Regions from separate parts of the Homo sapiens genome. Here region 1 is linked to region 2. The links are chromatin contacts, found by Hi-C or POLR2A ChIA-PET in ENCODE. All regions are on one chromosome and are shown on one strand. Each heading gives the region's core, a stretch centred on a gene start or an enhancer-like site at or near the end of the contact. The rest is flanking DNA. Distances are from core to core; before and after follow the strand shown.

What was found. Hi-C counts contacts between places; a loop is a spot of excess contacts on that map. ChIA-PET counts read pairs that join two places held with the same protein, here RNA polymerase II (POLR2A). Pooled maps may share reads with other maps.
Region 1: a map of heart right ventricle shows a loop between it and region 2 (6-fold over the local background). The contact joins two enhancer-like sites. A Hi-C loop is called at or near these places in 8 of 168 maps with a recorded cell type or tissue (CD4-positive, alpha-beta T cell, CD4-positive, alpha-beta memory T cell, esophagus muscularis mucosa and 4 more) and 9 of 50 pooled maps. POLR2A ChIA-PET finds 5 or more read pairs at or near these places in 4 of 52 experiments (CD4-positive, alpha-beta memory T cell, activated CD4-positive, alpha-beta T cell, activated CD4-positive, alpha-beta memory T cell and 1 more).

What each region holds. Positions count from the first base shown.
Region 1 is chr20:59,220,451-59,225,832 of GRCh38, forward strand. The region is part of intron 4 of ZNF831 (zinc finger protein 831); the gene reads left to right. Among named protein-coding and RNA genes, the nearest start is that of ZNF831, 59 kb to the left of the region's middle. RefSeq lists a silencer at 2,142-2,211. Within about 2 kb of position 1,826, at least 11 of the 41 ENCODE cell types and tissues checked have a DNase peak (open chromatin) inside an H3K27ac peak, as active enhancers do; they include heart left ventricle and heart right ventricle, where a contact is called at or near this core.
Region 2 is chr20:59,147,465-59,152,624 of GRCh38, forward strand. It overlaps a transcript of ZNF831 not described here. Among named protein-coding and RNA genes, the nearest start is that of ZNF831, 14 kb to the right of the region's middle. RefSeq lists a silencer at 2,448-2,670. Within about 2 kb of position 1,852, at least 13 of the 41 ENCODE cell types and tissues checked have a DNase peak (open chromatin) inside an H3K27ac peak, as active enhancers do; they include heart left ventricle and heart right ventricle, where a contact is called at or near this core.

The sequences.
Region 1 (5,382 bases), core at 576-3,075, 73 kb after region 2:
GAACCTAGGGGAGAAGTAACTTTAGGGGCTACAGAGAGAAACCTTCAGTGACACTGACTCATAATGGGAAGGTGATTCTCCTCTCAACTCCCTCTCCAGCCTCTTGATCATGCCATGGAGAAAGTCTTGTTTTGATTCCATCTTTAACACTTGCCTAAACCCCTTCCTAACCTCCCTTTTAATCAGAGAGAAAGAGGTTAGGTCTCAACATCTAGCTAGAATTTGAGAACACAATTCTGTTTTTATTGTTTTTTTTAAAGAAGAATCTGCTCCTTCTGATGCCAGACACTCCAAAGTCTCCTCAACCACCTTACTCCATTAACCTTGGAAAGCCTAACGTTTCCCTTTCTCTCTCAGCCTCCTTTGAGGCCAAGGCTGGTACAGGATAAATAATTTTGCTTTCTGGATTTAGAGGAATTGGTTTGAGTCTTGACTTTTACTAGTTCTTTGGGCAAAATTTGTTCCTTCTCATTGTCTCAGGTCCTCATCTGTAGAATGGGGCTGGAGTTTCTGAGTCCATAATTCATTTAATCTGGTGCCCAAGAACCCCATGAAGCCTGTCCAGGAATACCTGACTCATTTGCCCTTGAGATTGAGGAGAGGCTCAAGTTACATGAGACAGTGACTGTGAAAGTGCTGTGTGAACTACAAAGGACTTTACAGTGTGTGGTTATCATGGCTGGGAGGTGGCAGGGGTGAGCATACACTGAATTTTCCCCCCAGGTCTGGACAAGACGTCTTCAAGCCAAAGGAGGGAGGCAGTGAATGGTGCAGGTCCATACTTTCCCCAGCAGGGAGCTCGTAGGGATTCGGGAGTACATTCTGGGCCCTTGAGTTTGTGCTACATGCATGCCTATGGTGCTCTTCCTGCCGGGGTGAGACTTGCCCTCCAGGTTGAGAAAATGACGAAACTGGAATAATCCTCCAAGCTCCAACTCGTCCCAGAGGCCTCCCTGGCAATACTGTGCTCTTGTAGGGACCCCATCGTCCTCTAGGTAAATAGTTCACACTGGCCCTCACCCCACTGCTGGCTGCTGGCAGGGAGCATGGGGAATCTGCTCCAAAAACAACCATTGCTTCCTGCAGTAGCATTTTGAGAGTTTCCTCCAAATGTTTTTCCTCATCTAATTTTCAGTATGGCCCCGTGGGGTCAGGAGGTGATGTGTGGCCAGCCCTGTCCTAATTAGGAGTCTTGCCCAAGTTCATACGTTGAGGAAAAGAAATGCAAGCTCAGTTCCAAGGTTTTTCCCTTGCTAAAACTCTTAAAATTTTGGCTTGCTTATTTCCTTAACTTCCAAAGGACATGAACAAGTGATTTTTGTACCACCCTCCACATAGACATTAGCGATCATTTTCAGTCATTTTCAGCTTTCCGGTTTTGCTAGGAGGCACCTGGCGTGCCGGGAACGGACAAAAGCCATTTTTCTAAGTACTAGCGTTTGAAATTATTAAGTGTTCGTTAAGCACCCCCGGGTGCAAAGCACTCTCAGAGATGTTTATTTCTCAATTTTCCATAATTTCCTTATTTTTTTTCCCCTACCTAAAGGCAGATTGAAAAATGAACTCAGTGCATTGGAGTCTGAATCATAGTTAATGTGCGACGCCCCCTCCCTTAACTGCGCTGTTTTCTTTCTGCCTCCTCCTGTCTCCCAGCTTATCAATCTGATAAAGTTCTTTTTAACCCCTACTCAGGGGCTGTAACTTTTGCTTTATTCCCACGGGCATGGCAGGAAGCGATCAACGCAGAGCCCCGAACCCCACTCGCCCCACGGGCTGGGCTGAGCTGGGCTGGGGGTCGAGCTCAGCGAAGCCTCGGGAAGGCTGCAGGGTGCCCGGGCGGGCGGCGGGGTGGGTGCGGACCCCTGGCTGGGCGCTCCCGAGACCCCCCTACCCTGGTGGGTGGGCGCCCGGGGGCCTGGAGAGCCGCCTAGCCACGTGGATGCTTCTGGAAGAACACAAAGCCCGGGCCCCCTCCGCCCCCGCCGGCGCCAAGCCTCAATCTTGCAGGAGCAGAGAAGAAAGGCTCTGTTTTTCTCTCTCTCTTTTTTTTTTTTTGTGTGACAACAACCTCACATAACCTCAAAAGTTACCCATGAATTTACCAAAACTTTTTATGAAACTATTTTAACCTCTGGTGGGGGTTAAAAAACAAGCCTTGTGAATTTATTACCCGGAAGAAAGCGCAGAGGGCTGGGATTTACAGCAAAGCCGCCTTCCAAGCTCCGCGGGGGCCCCCTAGCGCCCATCGCGGGCACCGCCGAAGCCCGGCTCCCTCCTCGCTCCGCGGCGCAGCACGGCCTGGAGTCCGGTCTGGGAGGGAGGCGGGCGGACCCCAGACTCGTGCAATCAGGGGCACCTGCTCTGAACACCAGGGACCTGGCGGTACAAATTTATTTTATGTTCGTAGGGGTTTCCGTGGTAGAACCAAGGGAGCAGGCTGAAGCCGAAGGAAGGGAGAGCAGGGTTTTGATCCTAGTTCCTTGGCTTCTGCAAATCGGCTGGGACCCCCCGCTGAGCAAGCGACTGTCGTCACGGCCCCCGCACCAGACGACCCCAGCCTGTGGATGATGTTTCACTGCCCTCACATAAACGCCACCCAGAAATGCAAGAGTAAGAATGTTCACGAAGAGGGGAGGCAGGAGCCCCAGCTGATAACAGGAGGAGGCAGGAAGGGGGCCTTGGAGGAGGTCAGAGGGGGGACATTATTTCAGTTTCCCAGGACCAGGGTGAGAGATGGGGGTGAAAGAAGAAAAAGGACAAAACGAGGTGCCGAAGGCTCTATTGGGTGCTCTCTGTCCGCAGGGATGTAAAGCAGAATCCAGGATTCTGCCGCAAAATGCAGGCTCCCAATCGCTGCACGGTGACCAGGACTCCCGGACCCTTCGCTTGCCAAGTGTGTGCGATGGTTCCTTCCTCTCCAGCTTGCAGACACACTGGTTCTCTTTCAGAACTAGCCATGTTTTTTAAAAGCACATGGAAAAATGTTAATAAGCAAACGTTTTAACAGAGAGATGCAGGAGGAACGAGCCGGCAGCAGCCTCCCAGCAGAGGCAGCGGTGCTCCAGCGGCTACGGGAACGGGCCTCGGAGGAAAGCACTCGGGCTCGCTGCCGAGTTTCACCACCTGTAGTCATGTCATCCTAGGGACGTGTCTCAGCTCTTCTGTGCCTCGGTTTCCCCATCTGTAAAATGGGGGTGATAGTAACACTACACAAAATATATCTAGAATTTGAAAGAGTGCTTTGAATCATATAACCTTGGCTGTTGTGTGGTGAGGCCAGCTGGCTGGTATTCATCTAGCTCTACGGGGAAGGCAGAACCCAGATTTCACGTTAAATAAAATCTCTCAATTTTTACAGGGTGCTAATTTAAACACACATACACGCACGGACGTGCACTTGCACACATACCCCATCTGGGCCCAAATACAGTCAGCTAGTTTGAGACCTTTACTTCAAAGGCTGCCAGGAGGCCACGGGACAGGAGGGAGGAAGGAAGGAGTCATCTCTCCCTGTCATCCACCACCCCCACATCCAGGCCACTGGAGCCAAACACTGAAACCGGTGTGGCCAGCGCTCTTTTGGGGGTGGATGGATTACGGGGAAACACGTCCTTCTTTTCCGTTCCCCCTGGGAGAATATAGCAGGGCACCCACTTTGAGTACCCTCGCACCAGGAGGCCTTCAGAAGCCACCTTGGAAATGTGATGGTGCGTGGCGGGTGGGGGGACTTCCTCTTGTTCCTGGAGACCTGCTTCCCCTCCCAACAAGTGCGTGCTCTGCACGCCCGGCTTCTCACCAGCCCAGGTACCTCGCCGCCTGGGTGCTTTGAGGTGCCCATGGGCTTCTCATCCGTGGTTTGGTAGCATCCTCTTCCAAGCTGACTTCTCATGTATTCCAGGAGGCCAACACTCTCCTGCACCCTAGGGCAGAAGAGCACTGGGTGGGGGGGCGCCTCTTCTGCCTCGTCCCATCCCAGCCTTCTTTTGTTCCCTCCTGATGGCTTACCCTGATGCCCTGATCATCTGATATACTCTAATTGCCCCATTGCCTTGACGAATCCGACTGTTCTTTGCACTTCATCCAGCCCTGCTAGCTTCACTCCTTCAAGCATCCATGCATTCAGTAGCTGTTTGCTGGGCAACTGCTAGGCATTAGACATTGTTTCTTGAGAGGCAAATCAGGCACATTCCTCTGACTTTCGATTGTTTCTTAAAATGTTGAGGTTTTACAGTTGAACAGAGAAGGTTTAATAGTCGTTCAATCTAATCGAGAAAGCAACAACAGGAATTACTTGCTACAGTGATTCCAAAAGGGCAGCCCAGAGAGAATACTGAGAACCAAAGACATGTATTCTCATTCATCTTTGTCCAAACAAATTAAATATGTTATTGATTTTTAAAAGTCCCTGCATGAATGGTTGAAAAGTAATTGGTTTTGTATGTTTTAATATGAAAACAATATTTTTAAAAATTGCTTCCTGGATTTGTAGGGTTTTTAAATTTTGTGATTTTTTTTTTTCCTTTTTCATTCTGTAGAGTAGAATACTGCATGCTTTTAACTGGTGGGGGAAAAGCTCTTTATTAGTCTTTTCATTAGTCTATATCTGTTGTGTTCCATTGTGTTTAATTTCAATTAATCTGGATTCATTTAAGTAATATTCCATTATAGGTTCAATGCATGTATATTTTTTTTAACTTAAGAAATGGGGAACATTTTTTGGTCAATTTTAAGTAACTCTGCATTAAAGCTAAGAAAACCCACTTAACGTGGTTTACTCTGGAAGTCTCCTTGAAGAAGAAGTTGTTCTTTTTTATTTTGTTAGGTTTTGTGTTTACCTTTCCCAATCTCGCCTTGGATTTTCCACGGCTGGTTTAGCAAGACTTGCTTTGGTCCTGACAGCTCAAGTCTTTCAGTGCTTCTGAGGACGCAGGGCATATTTCTTCTTTGCTTCCAGTTTCACTACTCAATAAATTTGTGGAGTCACCAAGCAGTCATCTGTGTAGTTTGATAAGGCAGAAAATGATGATTTCTCTATTATTTTGCTTAGAAGGATGAGAAACTAGATTAATCAACGTCTGTTGGAAATGCCTCTTTATAGAAAAGACTGGCTTCTTTCATCAGAGTCATGATCTGTGGCTCATATGCAGACACATTAGATGGTTTTCCAGGGGACAGGAGCAGACGATCAAACTCTGAATTTTAAGTCTGTCATTAGATGACGTGAGGTAAACTTTAGTCAACCTTTATTATGGTTAGGAGGGTGGTGGGGGCCAGCAGGCCTCCATGGAGTTCACCCATCTCATTCTCTGGGGCATCAGGGAAATCGTGCAATGTCTGTAAGAGTTAGGAGAATGGTGTGGGTTACCATTCTTGGTAGAAAGA
Region 2 (5,160 bases), core at 602-3,101:
CTCACTCTGGCCCTTGGATGTCTGGCCAGTGGCCAAGGGAGAATTGCAATTGTTATACTTTGTTTTTTAAAAGGAAAGGCTGTACAAGCTGAAATTGGGAAAAGGCAAAGATGTTGGATCATGGCTTAGAATTTAAAGAAAAGGCTTTGAGGGCAGCTCTCCTACCACAAGGAAGAATGAGGCCCCCCTCATCTCCAAACAAGGCTGATTTTGACTAATCAGATATCATAACTGGAGAACATCTTCCAATATAGTTTAGGCAAAGTGTAATATGTTAGCAAGAACTAATGATATGACTGGGGTTGATCAGATGTTGGCTGAAGTTGTGTGTGAGACTAATTATCTCCAAAAAACCTGTTCATATTTCAGAGGCGAGGCTGTAAATCTGAAGAGCAGCTGAAATGCAGGCATGATTGTACGCATGAAGCCTTGCTTTCTGAGGTGGTAAAAGGGGGGATTACAGGCCAGAATGAAAAACCCAAGGCCACGTGGCAGCACACTGTTGGGACAGCTGTTTTTGTACATTTGCACCAATTATTAGATCAATAAGAAAGTATGACTACATCATGGACCCTAATTAGAAGAGACGTCCCTTATACTCTCTGAAATGCTTGAGAATGTTCTCCTACTAACCTAGAGCCTGATGGGGCCATTGACGCTAATTGTTAAGTGCCGTTGGTCAAGGCCAATGCATAGTCTTCGTTTAGTTCCTAAGTCATTTGTGGTCGGCCCATCCAAGACAGGGACACGGACAATCTCATCAGAGTAGGCTGGGAGGGTTTCCATGATGGAATGGGGCTGGCCTCTCTGTTGAGGGGGGATATCCAAGGGGTGCACATGAGCTCTGAGGACCAGTGGCAAAGTCCCTGTTCAGTCCTTGGGAAGCATCACCACTGCTACATTTCTGATGTTCTGAAGATGGGTTAGAACAGAGCGGCCGGGCGCGGTGGCTCACGCCTGTAATCCCAGCACTTTGGGAGGCCGAGACGGGCAGATCACGAGGTCAGGAGATCGAGACCATCCTGGCTAACACGGTGAAACCCCGTCTCTACTAAAAATACAAAAATTAGCCGGGCATGGTGGCGCGCGCCTGTAGTCCCAGCTACACGGGAGGCTGAGGCAGGAGAATGGCGTGAACCCGGGAGGTGGAGCTTGCAGTGAGTCGAGATCGCGCCACTGCACTCCAGCCTGGGCGACAGAGCGAAACTCCGTCTCAAAAAAAAAAAAAAAAAAAAAAAAAAAAAAAAAAAAAAAAAAAAAGAACAGAGCGTGAGAGCAAGCAGGGTGCTGACTCTGGGTCTCATGTCTTGAGGCTCAATTCCATCCTGTCACCCAGCCAGGAGATTCAGAGGTCCTGCAGCCTCCTACCTCAGACCCACATACCTGGTGTGAGTTCTGCCCTCCTGACCACAACACCCCTGCACCTTGGACACAGCTTACCACATCCTTCCCCAGAGCATCTTGTGCCTTGGAGAGCAGGTGCAGTTGCAGCGTTCTGGGCTGCGGGCACTCGAGTTCAGCCCTGGCCAGAGGCTGTGAGGGGCAGAGCCAGGGGATGGTGTCTCCATTGGTAACGAGGGTCTCCATCCCTTCCAGGCTGGCCGTGTCTGTGGCCACAGATGAATAGGATGGGTGCCCATCTTGATGGGTCAGACAAGGTAAGGGCTCTCAGACCCCATCCTCTGTTTGAGATCAGACCAGAGGTGCCATCAGAAAATCAACTGAAGATTAACCAGCTTCCTCTGGTGCTCAAAACCTAGACTCCCTTTGCTGCTTTGCAATTTCTTTCTGTGTGTGGAGGTCTGATAAGCCAGACGAGATGAAGGGATGTTAATCCTTGGGCCCAGTCTCAATGGCAAACTTCCAATTAAAGAAGATGTGACTGTGGCCTGGGGCTGTGCCAAAGAAGGGCTTTGCTTATGTCTCTTTGTCTAATCTCTGTAATGGCCCCATGTGGTTGGCGCCTTCCCCAATACCATTTTATGGAGGAAGAAACGGAGTCTTATACATTTCATTTTACTTTTTGCATTGTATCTTAAAGATATAAAACTTTAACCTTATACTCCATAATATATCTATTGATCTTACTATAAAATAAGATCTCCCTCCTCCAAAAAAAATCGTGAAGGAAAAGGGTTCCCTCCTGAGTGAGCGCCAAAAGCCTGGGCTTGGCCTGTCGGAGAGAGAGGCTGCAGAGCCCCTGTATGGAGAGCAGACACCATCCACAGGGCCCCCAACACATGTTTCATGCCTGAGCCTTGTCCCTGTGATGTTGACACTGTGTGGATGGCGGGGCTGGAACTTGCCCTGAGGGCCCCAGGGAATCCGGCAAGGCCCAGTCTCCACTGCCTTTTTCTGTGGAATGTTCCAGCTGGCCGGTGTGCACAGGGAAATCTGAGCCGAGGCCCTGAGGGGGGCTGTCGTCCCACACAGGGCTAAGGCTCTCCAGGGAGCCTCAATGGCTGGACCCCCATCCAACGCCAGCGCCAGCCCCCTTTGCCCCGCCATGGCCCGCCTTTTCCTCTGTGACCTGCTACGGGCCTCACATCCTGAGAGGAGCCCTAGAAACGGGCTCTGTTGATAAAAACACACATACCCTTTGCCACAGGAAACGTGGCCTCACGTTCACAATGGTAACCACCAGGCTCCTCACAGAAACCAAAGAGGAACAGATTTTAGATTTTTACCTCAATTAGGAAACACATGTTCTCTCTCTCTCCTTCCCTCCCTCTCTCCTCTCAGCAAGTCTCAATTTTCCTCACATGCAACCTCTGCCCTCCCTATCCTAGATTGGGAAGCTGCACATTTAGGAAACAGAGACCGTGTTCCTTTGAGTTTAGGTAAAAACTGTGAGAAAACAGGATATAAGTCGTAATGGAAACCAGTGGACCTCGGGTCACAGGTAGGGTTGTCAGATAAAATACAGGATGCCCAGTTAAAATGGGAATTTCAGGTGAACAATGAATACTTTGTTAGTATAAGCGTGTCCCAAAGCCTGCACAGGATATACTTAAACTAAAATATTTATTATTTCTTCGAAATTCAAATTTAAGTAGGCAATCCTGTATTTTTATAGATCATCTATGAATAGTAACCATAGCATAGGGGACCCACCGTATGAGACTCAGAACCATCATCTGGGAGGAACGTTGAGGCAAACTTCTCCATCCAGATTAATTCCTGACCTTCTGAGAATAACAAACAGCCCACTATGCTGTGGCCAGTACTCCGCGCCAGCACACGCTGTCATTTTGTGGGCAAGGAGCTCTCCTTGAGTCTGCCCAACGGAGGTGTGTAGTGATTTGTTGTCCAGGAGAGAAACAGAGGCTCAGGGAGGTTGGTGTGGCGCACCCGAACGCTCAGTCAGCTCCTGGCCTGTCTCTCTGCATAGTACTCGCTGGCTGTGGGCGGGCGGGCCGTGCCAGCTTCAGAGGAGCAGTAATAACAGGTTAGCTTGGAAGTTCTCCTTGCAGAGATGGGAACGGCTGTGTCAACCATGCAAATTATATACAAATACACTTGGCCCGCCTGCCCAGATGGGAGACCCATGAGCACAGCCTCCAGCCGTCCATGGGTTTCCGATAGTGCAGGGGTACCGGGCTGATAGCGGCTGGGTCTCTGGAGAGGCCCATGTTCCCGGTACATGTGGGCTGGGACACATGCACACACTTACTTTCCTGGTGTGGATGAAGATGCGAGGGGGCTAGCATGGAGGTGGATGCCTAAGGCTGGAGGGGGTGTGTTGATGTGTGCATGACCTGCCACCCTGATCTGTGTATTCCCAGCAAGCCACATGGCTTCTGTCTCCTGGGATAACCCTTCCTGAGGCTCCAGCACCCATCTCTGGACAGAAGGAAATGGCCCTTTCCCTGGGCACCCTCCTGCTGAGATGCCACAGGACTGCAGACCTTTGAGGAGAATAATCCTAACCACAGTGATGCTACTGTGAGCGTTGACCAGGTGTTTATGATACACCCGACCCTGTGCTAGCATCTTGTGCTTAATTCTCCCATGTGCCTGGGGCTCTTGTTGCCCTGACTTGACAGATGAAAACCTCGAGGCTTAGAAAGGTAAAATAACTTGGCCACAACTGGTGAGATACCGAGCCAAGATTCCACCTGAGTTCTGCAGGCCGGTCAGGTGAATCGCTGCCAGGTGAATGAGGGATGGCTTTCAACACCAGCTCCTGGGCGTGGACTTTCTGAAGAGAGCACTGTTTTGAAAAGTCCTTTATGGAGATTTGTAGTAGTTTTAGCTAAGATTGTTTTGTATTTGCGCTCTTAGAGTTAGTAGGTTTGCCTCAAATACTGGTGCCGGCTGAGCCCCATGTATTGGAGATGTTCTCCACGAGGGAACGCTGAACCTTCGGGAGACCCATAGGAGGTGGCTGCCCAGCCCCTCTGTCTAGCGATGCTGCAAGGGGAAGGTGTACACCAAAGGCAGGGCTTGATTGAATGGTTGAACATGCTGGTGTGGGGGCCATATAGCCTCAGCCACAGGTTGTCTTTGCCAGTCTCTGGCTGAGTGGTTTGGGGCGAGCTGCCTCACCACTATCAACCTCCTTTCCTCATCTGTTAAGTAATATTTGTAATGACAGCACCTCCCTCACACCCCAGCTTGGAGGTTTCACTAGTCTGTTGCCTGATCAATCATAATAGTTATTAGTCATTGCTGTTTGCCAGGTACCAGCTTAGGTGCTAGAAAGAGCTAGTAATGAGAAAAAAAGTACAGCGCTCACTTTTGAAGATCTTAGGAGTCCAGAGAGCTAAGCTAAATCCACTACAATGTAAGACAGGCATAAATTCACCTAAAAGTGTCACAGGGACTCTGCTGCTGAGGTTCGGGAGTGGGAGATCACCACTTACAGGGGGTTGGGGGTTTCCAGAGGCCTTGGTTGAGGAGGCAGCGAGTAGGTGGACAGGTGGATTTTGGGTTTGTGGATCAAGAGAAGGAAGGGAATTCCTGGCTGAGGAACAGCATAAGCAAAGTGTGGAGGAGAGCCTGGGGGCCTTTGGTTTGATTGGAGGGTGCACGCATCCATCCGTGCATGCCGGGGCAGTGGGCTTGGAGCTGGCGAATAGGGTACAAAGTCCCTGCTCTTTTGGGGATTGCAACGTTAAGCAAGTAATGATACATTTAATTTTTTAATTGCAGCTGTGA